Regions from separate parts of the Homo sapiens genome. Here region 1 is linked to region 2. Evidence: read pairs that join two places in POLR2A ChIA-PET (ENCODE). Cell type or tissue: PC-3. All regions are shown on one strand. Each heading gives the region's core, and the rest is flanking DNA. Links, peaks and the distances in the headings are about the cores only.

Region 1 (11,029 bases), core at 2,632-6,631, 130 kb before region 2:
TGCTCCAGTGGACCCCAGAGACACAGACAGAAGAGCCCAGCTGCGCTCAGGGGCCTCCCTGTCAGAGTTCTCACCTCTGCAGGAAAAAGACCTTGAGATTCCTGATCTTTGCCACCTGCCCCCACAAATACATCTACTCCTCCCCAAATACCCTACTCCTAGAACCAGTGAATATGTCACCTGACGTGGCAAAAAGGGCTTTGCAGATGTGATTACGGACTCTGAGATGAGACAATTATTCTTGATTTTCAAAGTGGGCCTGCGTTAGTCCGTTTTGCATTGCTATAAATAGGAATACCTGCGACTGAGTAATGTACATGGAAAAGAGGTTTTATGGCTCACGGTTCTGCAGGCCATACAAGCATGGCACCAGCATCGGCTCGAGAGCCTCAGGGAGCTGGTAGCCATGGCGAGAGGTGAAGGGGGAGCAGGTGCGTCACACGGCGTCACATGGCAAGAGAGGGAGCAAGGAGAGGGGAGGTGGGAGGTGCCAGGCTTTTTGGTTTTTTGTTTGTTTGTTTGTTTGTTTGTTTTTTGAGCTGGAATCTTCCTCTGTTGCCCAGGCTGGAGTGCATTGGCATGATCTCGGCTCACTGCAACCTCTGCCTCTCAGGTTCAAGCAATTCTTCTGCCTCAGCCTCCCGAGTAGCTGGGACCACAGGTGCGCACCACCCTGGCTAATTTTTATATTTTTTGTAGAGACGGGGGTCTCACCATGTTGGCCAGGATGGTCTCGATCTCTTGACCTCCTGATGCAATCTCAGCTCACTGCAACCTCCACCTCCCAGGTTCAAGCGATTCTCCTGCCTCAGCCTCTTGAGTAGCTGGGGTTACAGGCACCCACCACCATGCCCAGCTAATTGTTGTATTTTTAGTAGACATCGGGTTTCACTATGTTGGCCAGGCTGATCTCGAACTCCTGGCCTCAAGTGATCCACCCCGCTTGTCTTCCCAAAGTGCTGGGATTACAGGTGTGAGCCACCATGCCCGGCCATGTGCCAGGCTCTTTGAATAATCAACTCTTGAGTGAACTCACTACCATGGGGAGGGCACCAAGCCATTCATGAGGGATCTGCATCCATGACCCAAACACCTCCCACCGGCCCCATCGCCAACACTGGGGACCACATTTCAACATGAGATTTGGAGGGAATAGACATCCAAACGCTATCAGGGCCCACGGCAGTCACAAAAGTCCTTATCAAGGAGGCGGGAGGGTCAGAGAGAGATGTGACAACCAACACAGAGGCTGGAGCAGGGCACAGGGCCGAAGGCCAAGGATGCAGCAGCTCCAGAAGCTGCAAGGAGCAAGGAAAAGATTCTCCCGAGAGCCTCCAGGAGGAAGCAGCCCTGCTGACGCCTTGATTCCAGCCCAGCATTGGACACCGGGCCTCCTGGACGATGAGATAACACATCCGTGTTGCTTTAGGCCACTGCGTGTGTGGGGCTTTTTTACAGCAGCCACAGGAAAACGATGCAGCCCACCCTCTAAGTCAGAATCTGATGAGTCCAGAGGGGAGGGACTCGGGAATAGGACCCTTCTCAGGACATCTTGGAAATGACCCATCTGCTTCCAGAGTTGGCCGGACGTTGCCATGGCTTTCCTTGGTCAGAGCCTGCTGTCCTGTTCTCCCTAGATCTGAGCCACTCAAATGTCCTGCTCCACAGACGCTACAGCCGGAGTCCCTGGGCCCACTTGAGCTGCTGGAGGCCTCTCCTTACCCGGGCTTTCTTGTTAGACAGCAGTGAGGGCGAGGAGTCCCGACAGACGCACCCTCCTGCCTTCACCAGCAATTCCTGCTGATCCTGCTCACCTTCTGTAAACCGCCTACCCAATCCCGGCCCCTGCCTTTGCAGTCTGATTCTCAGTCATCAGTGTCTTTGGGAGGCCCACCTTGTCACCCCCCAGCTCCAGGCCCTGGACTTTTAACTGGGAAGCTGCCTCCCATTGAATCCAATTCGGAAACGTGGGTTTAAGTGCTGTAGGAGACTTGCCTGACCAGATCGCCCCCAATTCCTGATGCTGGGGCAAGATCACGGGGGGTGGGGGGGCCACCAGGAAAGCTGGCAGGTGCACACGTGGGAGGACCCCTCCTGGTGCCGCTAACCCACCCCTCTCCAGCCAGAGTCTTGCACACCCCTAGGTTGTCTACAGGAAACACCACTTTGGGTATGAGAATGGCTTCCTCATTTCCTCAATATCACCAGCAACGTAGCTACCGCAGTGTTGATTGTTTCTCTTTTATGTTCCCTATCTTCTATTCCTTTTTGTTTGTTTTTTGTTTGGTTTTGTTTTGTTTTTTTGAGATGGAGTCTTGCTCTGTTGCCCAGGCTGGAGTGCAGTGGCGTGACACCACCTCACTGCAACCTCTGCCTCAAGTGATTCTCCCGCCTCAGCCTCCGGTGTAGCTGGGATTACAGGCGTGCGCCACCACACTTGGCTAATTTTTTGTGTGTGTTTTTAGTAGAGACAGGGTTTCACCATGTTGGACAGGGTGGTCTCGAACTCCCAACTTTCAGTGATCTGCCTGCCTCGGCCTCCCAAAGTGCTGGGATTACAGGCGTGAGCCACTGCACCTGGCCTCATTTTTTCCTTTTTTTAATTGAGGTAAAATTGACCAAATGTCAGCCACTCTAGAGAGAACAATTCAGTGGCATTTTGCACATTCATGATGTTGGGCGTTCATTGATCGAATTCCAAAAGGTATTTTTTTGTTACCCTCAAAGGAAATCCCGTACCCATGAATAGTCACTCTCATTCCCCCTCTCCCCAGCCTTTGGCAACCAGTAACCTGCTGTTCGTCTCTAGGAATGTGCCAGTTCTGGACACATATAAATGAAGCCACGCAGTAAGTAGCCTTTTGTGATGGTCTTCTCTGCCTTCGTGTGGTATTTTGCAGGTTTATCCCTATTGTCACATGGGTCAGCGCCCCATTCCTTCATAATGGCTGAATAATATTCCGTTGTATGGATAGACTGCATTTTGTTTATCCATTCCTTCATTGATGGACCTTTGGGTTGTTTCCCCTTTTGGCTAATGTGAATAGCATTGCTATGAGTATTTGAGTACAAGCATTTGAGTCCCTGTTTTTACTTCTCTTGGGCCTATATACCCAGGGGTGGAATTGCTGGATCATACGGTAACTCCATGTTTAGCAGGAGGAACCACCAAGCTGTTTTCCACGGCAGCTGCACCATTTAACCTCCTGCTCCTGTCTCACTGCATTGAGAATGAAACCCAAACTTTGCACATGCCCTCTGAGACCCTGCAAGAAGTCCCTTACCTTGGGCTGCAGCCATGGGGCTCTCTCAGGACATTGGTACTGCATCTCCCCCTAACACTATGCCCAGCTACCAACTTCTCATCCTCCAGGACACAACATCAAAGTCACCTGTTTACAGAAGACTTCTCTGCCCCTCTCCTCCCACTCTGTATCAGAAGGGTTAAAATGCTGCAAAGGCCAAAGTGGTTACAAAAGTGAAGCAAAGGTGGTGAGAAATAACGAATACAAATAACCAAAAGCAGGCTCTTCTCAGCCCATTTTCACTTTCCACTGTGATTAGAGCCATGGGTTGGAGAGAGGTGTCACTTTCCTCTCAGCTCTATAGTCAGAACAACAATCATTGAGGGGTCTTAATGGCAGTGGATACATAGGCTCAGTGTTAGAAATCTCCAGAGAGAAGCCAGCGCTGTGGGAACCTGGGGAGCAATGCCCCATCTCCTGGGGGCAGCCACTGCCCAGCACATGCTCTGCTGCCATGCAGAAATGTGGGCTCAGGATGGCCGTACCTTCTGATTTTTCAGCTGGAGGTTTCTGTGAAATGCTTTGGTTTCTGCATTTAAAGTAAATTCAACTTAAAAAAAAAAAAAAGTAAGTCTAATTGTTCAGACTAGTCCCTCTCAAGCCACCTGATGACAGACAACTGAGGCTGTGAGTGACCTCAGACAAGACCAGCAAAAGAACCACCCAGCTGAGCCCAGCCCACATTGCAGAATTGTGAGGAAATAAATGGAGGTTGTGTTAAGCCATACATTGTTGAGTGTTTGTTATACAACAATAGATAACTGATACACAGCCCTTATTATGATCTTTCATCATCTTTGTTTATTTGTTTACTTTTTTGTCTCTCTCCCCTGCCCACCCCTTTCCCCACACACTCACTGGAATATCAGCTCCATCAGCCCATGGACCTTGTCAGTCTTGTTTCTTTTCCATTTCCCAGTGCTCATACAATGCCCAGTAGGCGCTCAATAAATATCTTTTGAAGAGTGAATAAATAAATGTTTAGGTCAACAAACATTTGCGGTGCCATCCTCTTGTCACAAGACACCAAGCTGGAGATGAGGGTGATCCAATCTCTCCATGAGGAAACACGTAGCTTCCCAGACTTGTTCTTCATCTTCCATCATGTTATTTTATTTTACTTTATTTTTATTATTTGTAGAAACAGGATGTTGCTTTATTGCCCAGGCTAGTGTTGGTCTCCTGGCCTCAAGTGATGCTCCAATCTTGGTCTCTCAAAGTGCTAGGATTACTGGCATGAGCTACGTCGTCTAGCCAATCATTTATTATTATTATTATTTTTATTATTATTATTTTGAGACACGGTCTTACTTTGTTACCCAGGCTGGAGTGCAGTGGCATGAATATGGCTGACTGCAGCCTTGACCTCTCGAGCTCAAGAGATTCTCCCCACTCAGCACCCCAAGTAGCTGGGACTACAGGCACATGCCTAGCTAGTAATAATTTTTGTACGTTTTGTAGAGACGGGTTTTTGCCTTGTTGCCCAGGATGGAAATCATGTTATTTTAAAGAGACAATTTAAGAAAGTCTCTTGGGCCCCTGCCTGATGTTTCAGCCGCATCTTATTCTGCCATATAGACAGACTAGAAGAGGTATGGATAGCTTCACACTCCAACAAATTGTGCATGGATTCTGGAGCACTTAACCCCTCCAAGCCACAGCTGTCTTTAAGTGGGGACCAGCTGATCCTGGAAGAGCTGCCGGGAGGCTCACACACCAGCCTGCATGACTGTTGTGCAGTAGCCCCACCCCACGCAGGCCAGCCCCGCGTCATCATTCCTATCCTGAACCTGCAGGGCATTTTCGGTTGAGGAAATGAAGACTCATGTTTATCATCCTTTCCGGGAGAGGGATTCAAGAAACTTGGCAGGGGTGAGCCCGGATCCATGCCCGTGGCGGGAGCTCAGTGACCTCTGCTCAACCCCCTATCCTTGCTAGACCCAAATTTCTCCTTTGGACGTATCCCGGGAATCCAGAGCCCCGCAGCCTGTGACTTTAGAAAGAAAGAGGCAGGCTCCTTCTTGGCTCAGTCCTGAGTGGAACTTCCAAAGGCAGGGCTGGGATGACTTCATGTTTGGATTAGGGAATTTCAGAATGGGACAAAGCCCATCTTTATTTCAGAGCCGATGACCTAGGTCTGAGTGGGTGACCTCCCTCCTAACTGATGGGAGATGACATCTAAACTCCCGATGCTGAGTAACAAGCAATGTAGACACCAAGGGCGATGAAGCAGCCATTCAGCATTTCCTGGCACCTGCCAGCTGCCGCCCACTGTCCTGGGCACCCAGGACACCAGCCCTGCGGTGGAGGCTCTGGCCTGGCACTTTACACCTTTGCTTGAACATGAGAACCACCTGGGGAGATTCCACAAACGCCCGTGTTTGGGCTCCACCTGAGACCAATTAGAGGCAGTCCTGCTCTAATTGGTTAATTACAATCAATCTCCCAGGTGGATTTGCAACCAGGGCTGAGAGTACTAGGCTGGTGGATACTAAAACCCCACATTTTTGTTTGGTTGATTTTTTTTTTTTTTTTTTTGAGACAGCCTTGCTCTGTCGCCCAGGCTGGAGTGCAGTAGCACAATCTCCGCTCACTGCAACCTCCACTTCCCAGGTTTAAGCAACTCTCCTGCCTCAGCCTCCCGAGTAGCTGGGATTACAGGCGCCCGCCACCACGCCTGGCTAAGTTTTTGTATTTTTAGTAGAGACAGGGTTTCACCATGTTGTCCAGGCTGGTCTCTAACTCCTGACCTCAGATGACCCGCCCACCTCGGTCTCCCAAAGTGCCAGGATTACAGGTGTGAGCCACCGCGTCTCGCCCCCACATTTGTTGAGAAGTCATCTTGTGCCAGGCTTTAAGGATTTTATTTTATATATATATGTATGTATTTTAATGCTTATTCTTTTCTTTTGAGATAGGGTCTTGCTCTGTCACCCAGGCTGGAGTGCAGTGGCACGATCATGGCTCATTACAGCCTTGACCTCCTGGGCAGCGATCTTCCCCCCTCAGCCCCCTGAGTAGCTGGGACTACAGGTGCATGCAACTGCACCTGGCTAACTTGTAAATTGTTTGTAGAGATGGTCTCACTACGTTGCCCACGCTTGTCTGAAACTCCTGGGCTCAAGGGATCCTCCTACTTTGGCCTCCTAAAGTGCTGAGATTACAGGCGTGAGCCACCACGCCTGGCCAAGAATGTTATATATGTAAGTATTAGTTCCTTTCCTCTTCACATGATCCCTCTGAGGTAAGTGCTGTTATCGTTATCTCTATTTTGCAGAGGAGGAAACTGAGGCATAGCAGGCACAAGTCGGGGATCCCTGTGTGTTAGCCAGGGCCTGCTATAGCTCTGCCAGGAGGGCTGGCAAGGCAAAAGAGAGCACTGGCCTGGGAATCTGGCCCAGCGTTGATCGAGGGCCTTGGACACGGGACTTAATCTTTGCCAGGACTTCAGTTTTCTCATCTGAATAATGGGCTTGATAATAGATTTGGCTGGGTGCAGTGGCTCACACCTGTTATCCCAGCACTTTGGGAGGCTGAGGCGGGCAGATCACTTGAAGTCAGGAGTTTGAGACCAGCCTGGCCAACATGGAGAAACCCCATTTCTACTAAAAATATAAAAATTAGTCGGGTGTGGTTGTGGCTGTCTGTAATCCCAGCTACTCAGGCGGCTGAGGCAGGAGAATCGCTTGAACCGGGGAGGCAGAGTTTGCAGTGAGCCGAGATCATACCATTCCACTCCGGCCCGGGCGACAGGGCAAGACTCTGTCTCAAAAAAAAAAAAAAAAAAAAAAATAGAAGTGAAGATGAAGCTGGGTGATGGAGAATGGGGCATACCATGGCCACTCCAGGGAGAGCTGTTAGCGGGAGTGGTTCTGTGCACCCAAATACTAGCCAATAAATCAATACATAAGCAGGAAGAGTACTTCCAACCATTAAAATAATTTGAATAATATTTGAATAATTTGAATAAATAATATTATTTTAATTGATTATTGTGGGATCAATGAATTCTAAATAAAAAATGCACTAAAAGTCTGTAGTGGGTGATGGGGTGGGGGATTTAGGGGTGCCGACGGGGTAGACCCCTATTGAAAGAGGCACGAAAACTGGGAGATGAAAAGCATAGGCTCGTTTGCCCTGTGTCTTCCTTCTCACGGCAGGGGATCGGCCGGCCACCTTCTCCCTGTGACTTCCTCCCAGTCCCGTCACCAAACCCCTGAGGCCGTCCTGGCATCAGACCGCAGGCCATAAAAGCGTCCAGCAGAGGGCGCCCCAAACCCACGAGGGCCGCGGCGAAGAAGAAGGTAGCGGCCGCTGTCCTCTCCCCTCCCAGGCAGGTCCGGTGCGGAAGGGATCGCTGGACACTGGCGATGGTGGAGAGGCATGGTGGGCCGGGTCCCCCGCACCCTTCATGGCCCTGACTCGGGGCTGCCCATGACCTTCAGCGTCAGAGCTCGGTCTGGTCCATGCCTGCCTTGGGGAAGCTGCGCCGCCTCTGCACCCACCCAGGTCAGGGCCACCTTCCCTCCATTTGCAGCATGAGCAGGTCTGAGGTGGCGGCTCCGGGCTGAACAGCAGGAACTGAGTTCTTTGTCCACATGTGAGGGTGGGCAGCCCATGAACAGTCCACCCAGACACAAGTTACCCTGCCCCCGAGCCGGAATCCAGCCCTGAGACCCCACAGTGCTGCCTCTGAAACAGTGCTGGGACGTCTCTCTGAGCCTGAGCTCAGACTTTGGTGTCCCGCTGCTGAGGCCGGGGTCCCGCCGCTGTGACCGTGGCAAGGGTAAGCCCTTTGTGCACCTGTGCCGTTGCCTGTAAAATGCTGGCAGTAATCACAGTGGAGCTACCCTAGAGGTTTGCTAGGAGGGTTACATGAGCCGTGCCTGGCACGGGCCACAGAGGGTAGGTTGCACATGGCTCTTTTCCCCACTGCCCAGTTATTAATCCAGGTCACAGTTACTTCTTCCCCCAGCCTCACAGAAGATGGGGGCCACTGTAAACCCCACCCCATCCCAGATGAATCAAGCCATCACCATACCCCCCCCCTCCAAATGATCCATGCCACCATAATATGCCCTCTGGATGACTCAGACCACCACTGCCCCCTCCCCAACACACACGTACACCCTGATGGCCCCAGCAGTCTCCTAACTGTCCTCCCTGGCTCCAGCCTTGCCCTGCTCCCTTCCACCATCCACTCTGCAGCCAGACTGATTTTTCTAAAATGCAAATCTGATCACATTACTTCCTACTTAACATCCACCAACAATTTCCCAATAAACTCGGGATGAAATTCAAGCTCCTTAATGTGAGTTCTGAGGCCTTTCCTGATCTGGCTGGGGCCTGGCACTCCAGCCTCATCCCTCTGAGTGACAGCCAGAGCCCAACCATGGGGGGCCCAGGCAGGAACTGTGACACCCCCAAATTCCACTTTTTAAAATTTTATTTTATTTTAAGTTCCGGGATACATGCGCAGAATGTTCAGGTTTATTACATAGGTAAACGTGTGCCATGGTGGTTTCCTGCACTTATCAACCCATCACCTAGGTATTGAGCCCCCCACATGCATTAGCCATTTATCCTGATGCTTTCCCTCACCTCACACCCCGCTGCTGACAGGCCCCAGTGTGTGTTGTTCCCCTCCCTGTGTCCATGTGTTCTCAATGTTCAGCTCCCACTTATAAGCAAGAACACGTAGTATTTGGTTTTCTGTTCCTGTGTTACTTTGCTGAGGATAATGGCTTCCAGCTCCATCCATGTTCCTGCAAAGGACATGATCTCTTTCCTTTTTATGGCTGCATAGTATTCCATGGTGTAAATGTACCACATTTACTTTATCCAGTCTGTCATTGATGGACATTTGGATTGATTCCATGTCTGTGCTATTGTGAATAGTGCTGCAATGAACAAACTCATGTATGAATCTTTATAACAGAATGATTTATATTCCTTTGGGTATATACCCAGCAATCGGATTGCTGGGTCAAATGGTATTTCTGGTTCTAGGTCTTTGAGGAATCGCCACACTGTCTTCCACAACGGTTGAAATAATTTACACTCCCACCAACAGTATAAAAGTGTCCCTATTTCTCCACAGCCTTAAATATTTGCACATTTATCAAACAGGGAAACTACTTTTTATTATTAACATAAAAGGTATTCCTCTCTCTTTGTGAAAACAAGGGCTTTAGAATGTGCATACTGTGAAAGTAACCTGTTAACTTATCAGAAAATGTCTTTTATCTGACATTTTCCTGCCCTCATCAATGGATGACGTTAGTCACATTCCTTGAAGGATGACTGGAGCTTACATGGACCCAGGTTCAAAGTCGTAGTCTCTTTGAAGAGCCTCAACTTTTCCAGCCTGACTCCGGGTTGGAACCTGCGTGCCTGAGGTTCCTCTCAGGATCAGCGTCTCCACCGTCAGACATTCTTATGAGAATACGGGTGGGTCAGCGCCGGGTAAAGGTGCTGGCTAAGTTTCCACCTTGTGGAGGTGGGATGACTTGCAATTCCCGTCTCCTGATTCATCCCCGGGTTACTGATTCATTTCCCTGGAATCTGGACTGCTTATGGCCATGCCCCCAGCTGCTGCTGGGCAAGCTGAGTGCTCCATTCAGCCCTGGTTCACACAACATATTCCTGGGCTCCTGATACAGGGCCTTGCGAGCGTTCAGACCCAATGCTTCTTGCATAAACACACACACATACAGATATATATATATATCTGTGTGTGTGTATATATATGTGTATGTGTGTGTGTGTATATATGTGCATATATATGTGTGTGTATACATATGTGTGTGTATAGATATGTGTATATATATGTGTGTGTGTGTATGTGTGTGTATATATATATATATCTCTTTTTTTTTTTTTTTGAGATGGAGTCTCACTCTGTCGCCCAGGCTGGAGTGCAGTGGTGTGATCTTGGCTCACTGCAAGCTCTGCCTCCCGGGTTCATGCCATTCTCCTGCCTCAGCCTCCTGAGTAGCTGGGACTACAGGCGCCCACCACCGTGCCTGTCTTTTTTTGTATTTTTAGTAGAGACAGGGTTTCACAGTGTTAGCCAGGATGGTCTCAATCTCCTGACCTCGTGATCCCCCCACCTCGGCTTTCCAAAGTGCTGGGATGACAGGTGTGAGCCACCGCGCCCAGCCAAAATATATATATATATAGATATATATATTATGTATATGGGTCATGTCCGGCCCCCATCCTGCCAAAATATAATATTTTTCCAAAATATATATAGAAAATATTGCTCTGTTACTGTCACCCAGGCTGCAGTGCAGTGGCACGATCACAGCTCTCGTTGTAACCTCAGACTGCGAGGCTCAAGTAATTGTCCTGCCTCAGCCTCCCAAGTAGCTGGGATTACAGGCACGTGACACCATACGCAGCTAATATTTGTATTTTTCACAGAGATGGGTCCTTGCTATGTTGCCCAGGCTGGTCTCAAACTCCTGGCCTCAAGCCATCCTCCCACCTTGGCCTCCCAAAGTGCTGGGATTATAGGCGTGAGCCACCGTACCTGGTCAAAACTAATATTTTGAATGTTTCTTTCTGTCTTGAAGTTGAATTCCCTGGTATATAATTTAGCTATACATGTGATTTCAGATACATCAATATCATGCCTATTTACAATATAAAGGAGGATTAAAAAGAAATTAATTTGACATAAAATTGTATGTGGGGACATTAGAACCCCCTCTACCCCA
Region 2 (11,029 bases), core at 2,361-6,360:
CTCTTGGTGGGAGGACGTGTCTTTTGTGGGATCGGTGTAGCCCGTCTGAGTCAGTGACTCACCTGGCACCCCTGGCAGCTGACTTTCCTGGCAGTTCACTCGAGTCTCTTGCCTCTGCTCACAAAAGCCTGCGCCTTTATTCAGCTTTCCTCACCGCTTCCCAAGGCAGAGCAGAGCCTCTCCCGCCCGCCTCCCACATCTCTCCCTTAGCTGGGTGCCCGCGTGGCTGCTACCTCCGAGGCTTCTGTGTCACCGGGTAGTGGAAATGTCACCGAGTGTCAGAGCTTCGAGCCTCCTCCAGATCCATCCAAGGTGGCATCACTAAGTGGCATTTGTGTGCTAGGCACGTACCCTCTTTTACATACATTATCTTCGATCAGTTCAGCTTCTTCTGCATAAAAAAGAAATTTCTCTACCGTCCCAGGGAGAATAATTGGAAAAGCGAGCCCTGAGTACTCAGCCCACCCGCCCTTCTCCTGCTGAACTGTCGAACGTAGCCACCAGCTAGCCTGAGCTTGTTCTGATGTCTTCTGGGATCGTCATTGTTATGGGTTGAACTGTAGCCTTCAAAAGGCACGTTTACGCTGTAGTCTCTGTACCTGTGAGCATGACCTTCTTTGGAAATAGGGACTTTGCAGATGCGACCAAGTTAAGATCATGCTGGAGGTCATGCGGGAGGTCATGCTGGAGGAGAGTGGGCCCAAATCCAGTGACTGTGTCCGTAAAAGATGAGGGAAACTTAGACACAGAGAGACACACAGGGACGAGCACCGTGTGACAGCAGAGACAGATTCAGCTGCTAGCCAAGGAATGCCAAGGATTTTGGCAGCCCCAGAAGCCCCAGAAGCTGAGAGAGGTGTGGAGCAGATCCTGCCTCAGAGCCTCCGGAGGAAATCAACCCTGTTGACATCTTGACTTAGGACTCTCAGCCTCCAGAACTTTAAGAAAGCACATTGCTGATATGCAGGCCACCTGGTTTATGGTCTGTTGTTCAGGAGGCCCTTGGGACATCAATGCCCTCAGTCCAGTCTCGATTCTACGACCCTACCCGTGTTTTGTTTTTCACACCAGGCCGTCTCTACCCGCATGGTTAGTGCTGACCAAGTAGGAAGTTGGGACACTTGAGGCATCTCTGTGACGTGCTCACATGGCTTGAGGAGGCTCGGGCCACACCTCGAGGGGCAAGCCTGGGCCTGCCGCCCGACCTTTGCTTGGAGAACTGGGTTCACTGGGTTTAAGAATCATTCCTTTTCCTTCCAAGTTAACTGCTTTCAAGAGGTCAACCCGTGTGTCATGGCTTTTCCCAGACTGGCTGATTCAAACCATGTCACCACCAGGAAGGGGGAAACAGAAGATGATTGACTAAGAAACATTCATTTCTGTTGCAAATTACTAGTTGGGGCTAGTTGTTGATTATCTCACCTCCATTGCTATTTGTATTTAGAAATGGCTCATAAATTTGCTTACATGGGTTTGGTTTGTCTTCTAAATGAAATGATTGCACTGCACATACTTCTAAAACTGTCCTGCGATTTGATAGCTTCCATTTCATGGCGCTTCTTCTGGATGTCAGGCACTAAGTCGGGCGCTTTATTCTGTAGTTCTCCTAGCAATCTGGTGAGCTCCACTCTACAGATAAGGAAATCGAGGCCAAGGACAGCTAAAGAAGCGAGGTGCGCAAGGTGCCCAGGTCCGAAGTGTTTCCGCTGCTTTCAGACTGCAGTCCCAGGGCTCAGGAGTCCATGCTTTCTGCGTATCTTCACGCTGGCCACGGATCACCTCATCATTAGATGTCGAAGTTGAACAAGTGGTGTTCACATTCGGACGTGTGTTAGGTAGAAGTGTGTGTGCACCTGCGTGTGCGTGTATGTTCCACACGCTGATGCAGGAGGTATACGCACAGATATAATTGTCTTTTAGAAGATTGACTATCACTAATTTTGAAAAATTTCCTGAATGACCTTTCCTGCCAGGCCAATACATTGAGCCCAACAGATAAATCCCTGAACTTATTCGCAGTCTCTAAGTACCTTTAGAATCCCGGGGGTCGCCCTGAGCCTCCCCAGGGACTAGCGCTGTTGCCCTCGCTCAGTCTCGCCACCACAGGAGGCCTCGGCTTGCCCAGCAGCTGAGTCGGGAGAACCTTTCCCAGGTCCCGAGGCAGCGGGAGGCGAAGCCAGGAGACCCACCTGGTGCCAGGGAAGAGCTGTCACCTGGGCCTTTCCTCCAGGAGCCTCCAAGGAAGGTGGAGGTGTGACATCAGAGTGTTGGGATGTGGAGGGGTGTGACTCCCTGGGATGCAGCTCTGTGCCCTGACTCCAGTGTGCCATGCTTGGCTGATCTCTCAATGATTAACTGTGTGACCTTGGACACACCGTGTTGCCTCCTGCGCCTCTCTGCCCAGACAGCATGGCAAGTGAAAGCCTCCCTCCCTTACTGATGGTGTGATCTGGGCTGCCTCCTTGGACACGCCAAGCCTGCTGTGCCTCGAGGCCTTTGCCCTGACTGCTTCCTCTGCCTGGGATGCCTGTTGTCTAAACACCCACACCACACGCTCCCTCGCTTCCCTCCTGTCTCCTGTCAGAAGTCACCTCCTTGGGCTGTCCTTGATCATTCCATCCATCCAAAAAGTTGGCACCCACTCCCACAATTTTTTATTTCTCGTTCCCTGACTTACGTTTTTTTCTCCTGAGCATATGTTATCATCTGACAGACCACGCGTTTCTTACTTATTTTGTTTATTATTCCATCCCACTAGAAAGGCAGGGGTTTGCCTGTTTTTTCCCCATGACTGTATCCCCAGCATTTAGAACAGGGCCTGGCACCTGCTAGATGCTCAGTACATAGTTTTGAGTGAGTGAACGAATGAATGAATCATCAGTCAGTCAAACTTTGCAGCACTCACTTTGTCCATTGGAATAAAGTTTGCCTGTTAAGTACATGGTAGCCACTCAGTACATGGTAGCTAAGGTTATGTGCATGATTTTTTATATTATTGTCATTATGTGCTTTATTGTTTTTATTTTTATTTTTATTTTTTTGAGACGGAGTCTCTTTTTGTCACCCAGGCTGGCATTCAGTGGTGTGATCTTGGCTCACTGCAGCCTCCGTCTCCCGGGTTCAAGCAGTTCTCCTGTCTCAGCCTCCAGAGTAGCTGGGACTATATGCACGTGCCGCCATGCCCAGCTAATTTTTTGTATTTTAGTAGAGACAGGGTTTCACCGTGTTGCCCAGGCTGGTCACAAACTCCTGAGCTCAGGCAGTCCACCTGCCTCTGCCTCCCTAAGTGCTGGGATTACAGGCATGAGCCACCGCGCCTGGCCTATGTGCTTTATTTTTACAATCAGAGGGCTGCACTAGCAGATCTGAGAGCATGACCGGGGTGGAGTCCATGCAGGGCCGCAGGGAACACTAGTCAGAAGGAGGCAGTGAACCTCTCCTGCCCTTTCCTTCCATCTCCATCACCTTGAGCATCTTCTGGGCAGCTGAGGTGACCGCAGATGGGAAGGAAGGGCGCAGAGATGAGCATTTTCTTCTCTCCACCATCTGGTTCCAGGCAGGGCAGGAGAGGGCCCCGTGAGAGCTACTGCTCACGGCTACCACGGCTGCCTGTGGGTCAGAGCATCTCCACGCTGGAGCTGGGCCACACTGGTTCCTGCACCCGGGCAGCCTGTGGCCAGGCTGCGTTTCAAAGCCAGGACTTTCAGGAATGCACCCTTTTGACCACACAGCAAGGCCACACATACCCAATAGCAGTGGACTCTGAGCTCTTTAAAATTGTGAATGTTGCCCAGTGGCCCTCAGTCAGGATTTGTTCCATTAAACCTCATTCACTGCCCTCATTTTATGGGTTTGTTGACTGTTTGCATTTGCTCCGCAAGTTGTTTATATTCTTTGTGTGTTTTATTTTCAATTATGGCATGTGTCTTTAAAAAAAGATTGTAAGGGTTTCTTTTGAAATATAGAAAACTGTTCATCCTTTTTCAAATCATTTATGTAGCAGTTATTACTCTCCAACTTTTTTTGTTTTTCTAGTCTCTTGATTTTGTTTGAGGTATTTATTGATATATAGAAGTTATATATTTTTCTGTGGTCAGAGTTGAGTGTCTTAATTAGTGACTTCTTAATTAGTGTCTTCGTGGCTTAGAGAGTTCTTCCAAATTTTAAGATTGAGCAAACATTCCCCATAAAAAAAAAAACAAAACTATAGAACTGTAAAATTAACCTAGAACTAAGCACCTACACCCAGGATAAATTTTTGGTATAAGGTGTGAGGCAGGGAATAATGCTATTCCTTCCCTCCAAATAGTTAATGGATTGTCTGTTATCATTCACTCAATAGTGTGCCCTTTTCCCATTGCTTTAAAATATTGCTATTATCAGATACTAAATTTTTCAAATATGTGCTAAGTTTCCTTTTAGGCTTTCTGTTAGTTACCACTGATATACTGTCCTTGCTCTGCCACTGTGCTGTTTTATTCCAGCTTCATAGTGTTTTGTTTGTTTGTTTTTTGAGACGGAGTCTTGCTCTGTCTCCCAGGCTGGAGTGCAGAGGCGTGATCTCGGCTCACTCTAAGCTCTGCCTCCCGGGTTCATGCCATTCTCCTGCCTCAGCCTCCTGAGTAGCTGGGACTCCAGGCACCTGCCACCATGCCCAGCTAATTTTTTGTACTTTTAGTAGAGACGGGGTTTCACTGTGTTAGCCAGGATGGTCTCGATCTCCTGACCTAGTGATCTGCCTGCCTCAACCTCCCAAAGTGCTGGCATTACAGGTGTGAGCCACCACGTGGCCCATAATTTTTTTAAAATTGAGCCCTCTCCTTTTAAAGATGAAGGAACTGAGGCACCAGAGAGGTCAAGCAACCTGCCCAAGGTCACACAGCCAAATGCTGTCTGAGAATCTCACATGCATAAAATTCCAGTGTATTTAACCTTCTCGTGGGCTGTGTCTCATGATGCTTCCCTGTGCTTCTTTCCTGTCACTTCTGCTCATGGTATAGCACTGGAATGCTTTTTTTTTTTTTTTTTTTAAACAGCTGTTGTACGTTCTTTCTCTAAGTGGAGCTAGTCAGAAAAAGCTGCATGAAGCTACTAGCAAGAATGAGATCAGACACGTGAATTTTGTAGTACTGTGCCTGGCATAGAAAAAGCCCTTAATCTATTAGTAATAATACAATTATTATTATTTCCATTGATGTTGACTTTTTGTAAGGTACGTCCTCATTTGAAGCATCAGTCAGTTTGGTGATCAGTTGCCCTTGAGTGTTCAGACACTCGTTTACAGATGTTGGACCCTGTTACCCACCTTCCCCTCCCACCATAAATTACCGAGGTCACCCCAGACTCTGAACTGGCTGACAAGCTGTTACAGTGATAGAAAGTTTTGCACTTGAGCATTCCCACAAGCTCCTAGGACTCCAGGTCAGTTTACATGTTCCAGGTTTTTGAGAAAATTGTCCACGCTGACTTCAAGGCGAGAGCATCTTGGATCTCCTCCCAGAGAGAGTCGTGTCACCTGAGGGCCCAGGGAACCTCGGTGACAAGGGACCTCTTGTCTGCTGTGTGCTGTGGGCTGATGTGATCCCTGTTTGCAGTGTAAACTCATAAGCAGGGACCCGAAGCATCCCCCGACCCCTGGCTTTGCAGAGCAGCCATAACCAGCCAGTATGAAGATTAATTTCCCTGTAAAACCTTTGAAATCAGGTAAGTGTTAATTATTAAAATTTCACGAGGAGAGGCTTGTTTGGTGTGAAGGCTTCCAGCTTGCTGAGGGTGACCTGGAACTTGTTGTGAGGATGACCAAAGGTACTTGGGAGTGCTCCTTGCCTTGCTGTGGCAATTGGAAGTCTTCATCTTACCTTGCGCCATGCAGGGAGGGTGTGCCCTGGATGGACCCAGTGTGGCCTGTGTGCTTGCTATTCGGTACCTCTCTCACCTGTCATTAACTCGGGGGCATTATAAATTGATCGTCAGGATAAGAATATTCTCTTATAGTTCATCTTTTTAAAAAAATGGTGATAAGATACACAGAACATAATGCCCTGTCCTAACCATTTTTAAGTGTGCAGATCAATAGTGTTAAGTATATTCACATTGTAGCACAACCCGTCTCCGGAACCTTCTTTCTATAAATGCAGAATTAGGGTTGGCTACCTCAGGTGGACACCTGGTTCATGACCTTTGATGAAGTGGGTAGAACTTATTTAGAGCAGGAGGCCGAGGGACAACAGCACCAGCCTTTGTGGTAGGTGTTAATACCTCTCATTTTTCAGATGAGGAAACTGAGGCACTGCTTGTCTTTTTTTTTTCCAGTAAAATGTTGTTATAGAAACATACGTGCGTCACATACATCCGGAAGCATGCACACGTACAGCTCAGTGAATTTTTGCCAACTCAGCACGCACGTGTAACCAGCGCCCAAATCAAGAGACAACATACTGAGCAGTACCCCACCCCCTGCCCTGCACCTCCCGCCAGCCGTTGCTCTCCCCAGGGGTAACTGCTCTCCTGGCTTGTATCAGTGTCTAATGGTTTTGCCCGCTTGTGAACTCCACATCTGTGCAGTTGTTTGGCATGTATGATTTTGTCTGGCATTTTTCCCATGACATATTAGTGTGACTTTAAGAGTAAGTTGCTGGAAACTTCAGGACCAGTCATGGCAGAACTGGGCTACAGACTCAGAGCAGGGTCCCCCCTGCTCACCGTCCTGGCCGTCACAATGTTCACGTGTGAGCCTGCCTTGGCCTGGAGTGTCGGGGCATCCTGAGAAATAAAGTTGGATAGAAACGCCCCATATAGGCTGGGGGCGGTGGCTCACACCTGTAATGCCGGCACTTTGGGAGGCCGAGGTGGGCGGATCACTTGAGGCCAGGAGTTCAAGACCAGGCTGGCCAACATGGTAAAACCCTGTCTCTACTAAAAATACAAAAATTAGCCAGGCATGGTGGCACGCACCTGTAGTTGCAGCCACTTGGGAGGCTGAGACAGGAGAATTGCTTGAACCTGGGAGGCAGAGGTCGCTCTGAGCCAAGATTGCACCACCGTACTCCAGCTTGGGTGACAGAGAGAGACTCCGTCTCCAAAAAAAAGACAAAAAAAAAAAAAAAAAAAAAAAAAGACCCAAATAGAGGCTGGGCACGGTGGCTCACTCCTGTAACCCCAGCACTTTGAGAAGCTGAGATGGGAGGATCGCTTAAGGCCAGGAGTTCGAGACCAGCCTGGTCCATATAGTGAGACGCCCATCTCTGTTGAAAGAAAAGAAAAGAAAAGAAATGCCCCAAATGGGAGTTTGGTGAAAGTTCAGTGGAGGATTAGCCATGAGGATTTCAGGAGCCTCCCGCTTTGAGCAGGGAAACACCCTGTGGTATGAAGTGGCAGCAAGAGATTGGGGTGGTGGGGGCTGCATGCGTGGGGTGCAGGGCAAGGGTCAGCTGAAGGTGTCGGGGAACTCACAGAGGGTGGAGAGAGCCCTGGGTGCAGAGTCTTGGCCGTCAGGCCGAGGCGGGTGGGAAGAGACCCGGCATTCCGGACAGAACAATAACAATCATCGTTTCCACTCACCAGGGGCTTGCCCTGCAGAAGACATTGTGCCTGGTCCATTACACACACACCACAGTCTCGTTGCATCCCCCTGTAACCCTGTGAGGTAGCTGCTATCATTGTACCCATTCTTAGATGGGGGAACTGAGGCTCAGGCAAGTAAAATGACTTGCTCCAGATTAGGGAAGTGGTAGGGAGTCAAGAGGGGCTAAGGCCTGAGTCCGTCTCATTCTCAGAGCGACACCCATAAGCATGGGCTGCCTGCCCATGGAAACTCATAAAGTAGAGACACTTAAGACATAGGCGGCCCCCGGCGGTGGCTCCTGCCTGCAGTGGCCCAGTTGCATAAACACTGAGAGAAGGCTGCCGAATTTCACTCTAAGGGGTTGTTGGAACAAAGTTGAAATGTGGTCCAAAACAGCTTCATCATCATTAGTGAATGTGCTGTGGGTTAGCTTTTTATTTTCTCAGGGGATTTGTTTGGGGCCAGCCTGTGTCTCCATGTTCTTACTTCGCGAGCTGAGTAAGTTGATATCTGCAATTTAAGAAGAGCCTGGTTTTGATAGGAAGTTGATTTGATTACCATTTTATAAGATTTTCTTGGTCTGGTCTTGATCCTGTGGATCTCTTGGTTTCAGTAATTTTGGGGTGGTGATCTATCCTCTGCCATTTAAGCCAAGTCACACTGATGTTGAGTCCACCCTGAAGAATGTGTCAGGATATTCTCATTCCAAGGAAATAGAAAAAGGCATTAAGTTCAAAATAGCACGTGATATTCCAAACCAAGACTTTGTTATGATCTTCTCGGGCAATAATATGATTATCAGGTTTTTTTTTCACAGGCAAGTTGATTCTAAGGTCATTAATTTTATCTGTATCCAGTGGAAATTGTGTTCATTTTAAATTAAAATAAAATGAACGGTGTCCATCTGTTTGTGGAAACCTGATCTACTAAGGTTGATATAATCAGGCTATTTACAAGTTCACTGTGGGTCAGACAACAGTATTTATATTCATGCACACAGAAAATTCGATTAGATAGTGCCGAGGAAGAGCACACACCGATGGGCCGATTACCCTGAATTCAGGCAGCTCAGATTCTCCATTCGCTTGAATGTCATATTAGCTGGGGATATCCCTTTTGTGACGCAGAATCTTGCAGCGAAACAGTTGGGTGTAGCCTCCTGTGAGAAAGAAATGCTTGCAGCAGGGATTTTCCAGGCCGGCATCTCAATTGCACAGAAAAACATTTTGGGAATGTTTCCATCAGCCCGGCAGTCTGAAGGTTTGAGCGGAATGGTGAGAAGGTTCTAACCAGGCGTCCTTGGGGGTGGAGGATGATGGGCCAGGGCAGCTGCACAATGTCTGGCTGTTCAGGGGGTCTTGAAACCAATGTCTGCAGGCCCTGCGGGGATGGATGCACACAAGGGCCGTTTGAAGCACAGATCTGCTCAATCATTGTTTTCTGCTGGGAGTGAGAGAAGGGCACTCCACATCTCTGCTCAAGAATCCTTCATGCTTCGCTGTTGCTTTTAGGAAACACTCCTTGTTCTGATCAGGACTACAGGGCTAGGTATGTTTCTGTCTGGCCCTGCCTCTCCCACTCTTACTGCACCTCGGAGCTCCTTAACTGCTCCTACCCTGCGTCCTGTTTCCTTTTCTCAGCTGGAGCCTCCTCCCTACCACCTGAGGCCCGCAGTTCCTGCTAAGAGCAAGACTAAGCTTCCCTCCTGCCTTCACTCACTCATTCCTAATTCCCTCCGCCTCATCTTCAGTGCCACCTCCACTGGACCTTCCATGACCATTCCCCCACCACAGGACAGTCATTCTCTTTATGAATGCACAGTTCATAGCATGTGATTCATAGCACAATTTACATGAAATAATAACCAACTGTCCATTGGTTGCTTTATGTCTCTCTACGTGCTCCGTGTGTACAACTCTGCCCCCAGCCCTGAGCACTGGGCCTGGATGTAGCAGGGACCACCATGTTATTGGTGAATGAGTGACAGAAACAAACGATGGCAGTGAACGAAGCCGAAAGTAGTTCTCTAATTTGCACAGTAATCTCAGCCACCTTGAAAGGTCGTTTTTAGTGTCACTTCATTGTGAATTTGTCAGACGTGGAGCACATCCATCCAAACGGAAAGACGAAGCAAGGGCCGAAAGTACTTGCTCACCAGGGCAGCTTAGTGACCAGCATCGCTGGCCTTTTTGTGTCTCGTCAGAGCACACTGATTTGATGAGTCCCCGGCTTTCCTTAGTCTTGCCTGTTGGAGAGCTCCATCCTGTGCCGCCTCTGATCCGTGAGATGGGCTTGCTCACCCTGGCTGAGTCTCACTTTGTTGCCCAGGCTGGAGTACACGGGCACAATCACGGCTCACTGCAGCCTTGACCTCCCAGGCTCAAGTGATTCTCCTGCCTCAGCCTCCCGAGTAGCTGAGACTACAGGCACAAACCACCTCGCCCAGCTAATTTTTGTATTTTTTGTAGAGATGGGTTTTTGCCATTGCCCAGGCAGGGCTTGAACTCCTGGGCTCAAGTGATCCTCTCCTGCCTCGGCCTCCCAAAGTGTTGGGATTACAGGCGTGAGCCACTGCACCTGGCCTGGCCTCTTCTTTGAAGCCAGTTAAATGTGTCTTGTTTTGAGTGTGTGTGTGTGTGTGTGTGTGTGTGTGTGTGTGTGTGTGTTTGTTTTTGTTATGAGACAGAGTCTCGGTCTGTTGCCCAAGCTGGAGTGCAGTGGCGCGATCTCGGCTTACTGCAGCCTCCGCCTCCCAGGTTCAAGCGATGCTCCTGCCTCAGCCTCCCGAGTAGCTGGGACTTCAGGCTTGTGCCACCACGCCTGGCTAATTTTTTGTATTTTTAGTAGAGACAGGGTTTCACCGTGTTAGCCAGGATGGTCTTGATCTCCTGACCTCATGATCCACCCACGTCTGCTTCCCAAAGTGCTGGGATTACAGGTGTGAGCCACTGCACCCGGCCTTTTTTTTTTTTTTAAGTTGCATACTTATCAGTCCGTGGGCTTATTTGTTTTGGGTGCTGAACCCCTCTGTTAAGTCTTGATGACTAAATAAACACAATTCAATTATGTACTATATATATAAGTATATTATTCTTGTGAAAAGCAGTGCCTTAACAGAAAAGTCTGAAGTTCCCCTTCCTCCACCCCCGACCCTGTTCCTACCCCATATCCCATCCTTCTAGGGTTTTTTCCTTTATATTTACATTCAAACAGATGGTTCTATAGAAAGTATATGGTATAATTTTATGTGAGTTTCTTTATTTAAACATAAAAGGAATCCTGTCATATAGATCTTTCTGCAGTTTACTTCTTCACTCAGTGAGTCTTTTTGGAGATGTGTTTTGGAGATGTGCACGGTGGAGCCGTGTAACCTGTAACTTTCAGTGGCAGAGGGCTGTGATTTCATAGGCCCAGCCAGTCTAACCACTCCAGCCCCTGATCGGTGCCCCAGGCTGGTAGGATGCT

Evidence for each region. Peaks named below come from ENCODE experiments on the same cell type or tissue, not always from the same donor. Only the 100,000 strongest peaks of a DNase experiment are listed, where the experiment ranks them.
Region 1: POLR2A ChIA-PET joins it to region 2 with 6 read pairs; 6 of 35 experiments call an interaction of 5 or more read pairs at or near these places.

Annotation. Positions count from the first base shown.
Region 1 is chr16:81,396,141-81,407,169 of GRCh38, forward strand. No RefSeq gene overlaps it. Among named protein-coding and RNA genes, the nearest start is that of MIR4720, 17 kb to the left of the region's middle. RefSeq lists enhancers at 1,107-1,657, 1,658-2,208, 7,608-7,687. In PC-3, for the core only: no CTCF peak of the experiment used is centred there; a DNase peak (open chromatin) is centred at 5,111; H3K4me3 peaks cover 614 bases; H3K27ac peaks cover 2,637 bases.
Region 2 is chr16:81,530,456-81,541,484 of GRCh38, forward strand. All of the region lies in intron 1 of CMIP (c-Maf inducing protein), which reads left to right. It overlaps MIR7854 (microRNA 7854), which reads left to right and starts at 3,447; the gene lies at 3,447-3,511. RefSeq lists enhancers at 1,825-2,326, 2,327-2,826. In PC-3, for the core only: no CTCF peak of the experiment used is centred there; no DNase peak of the experiment used is centred there.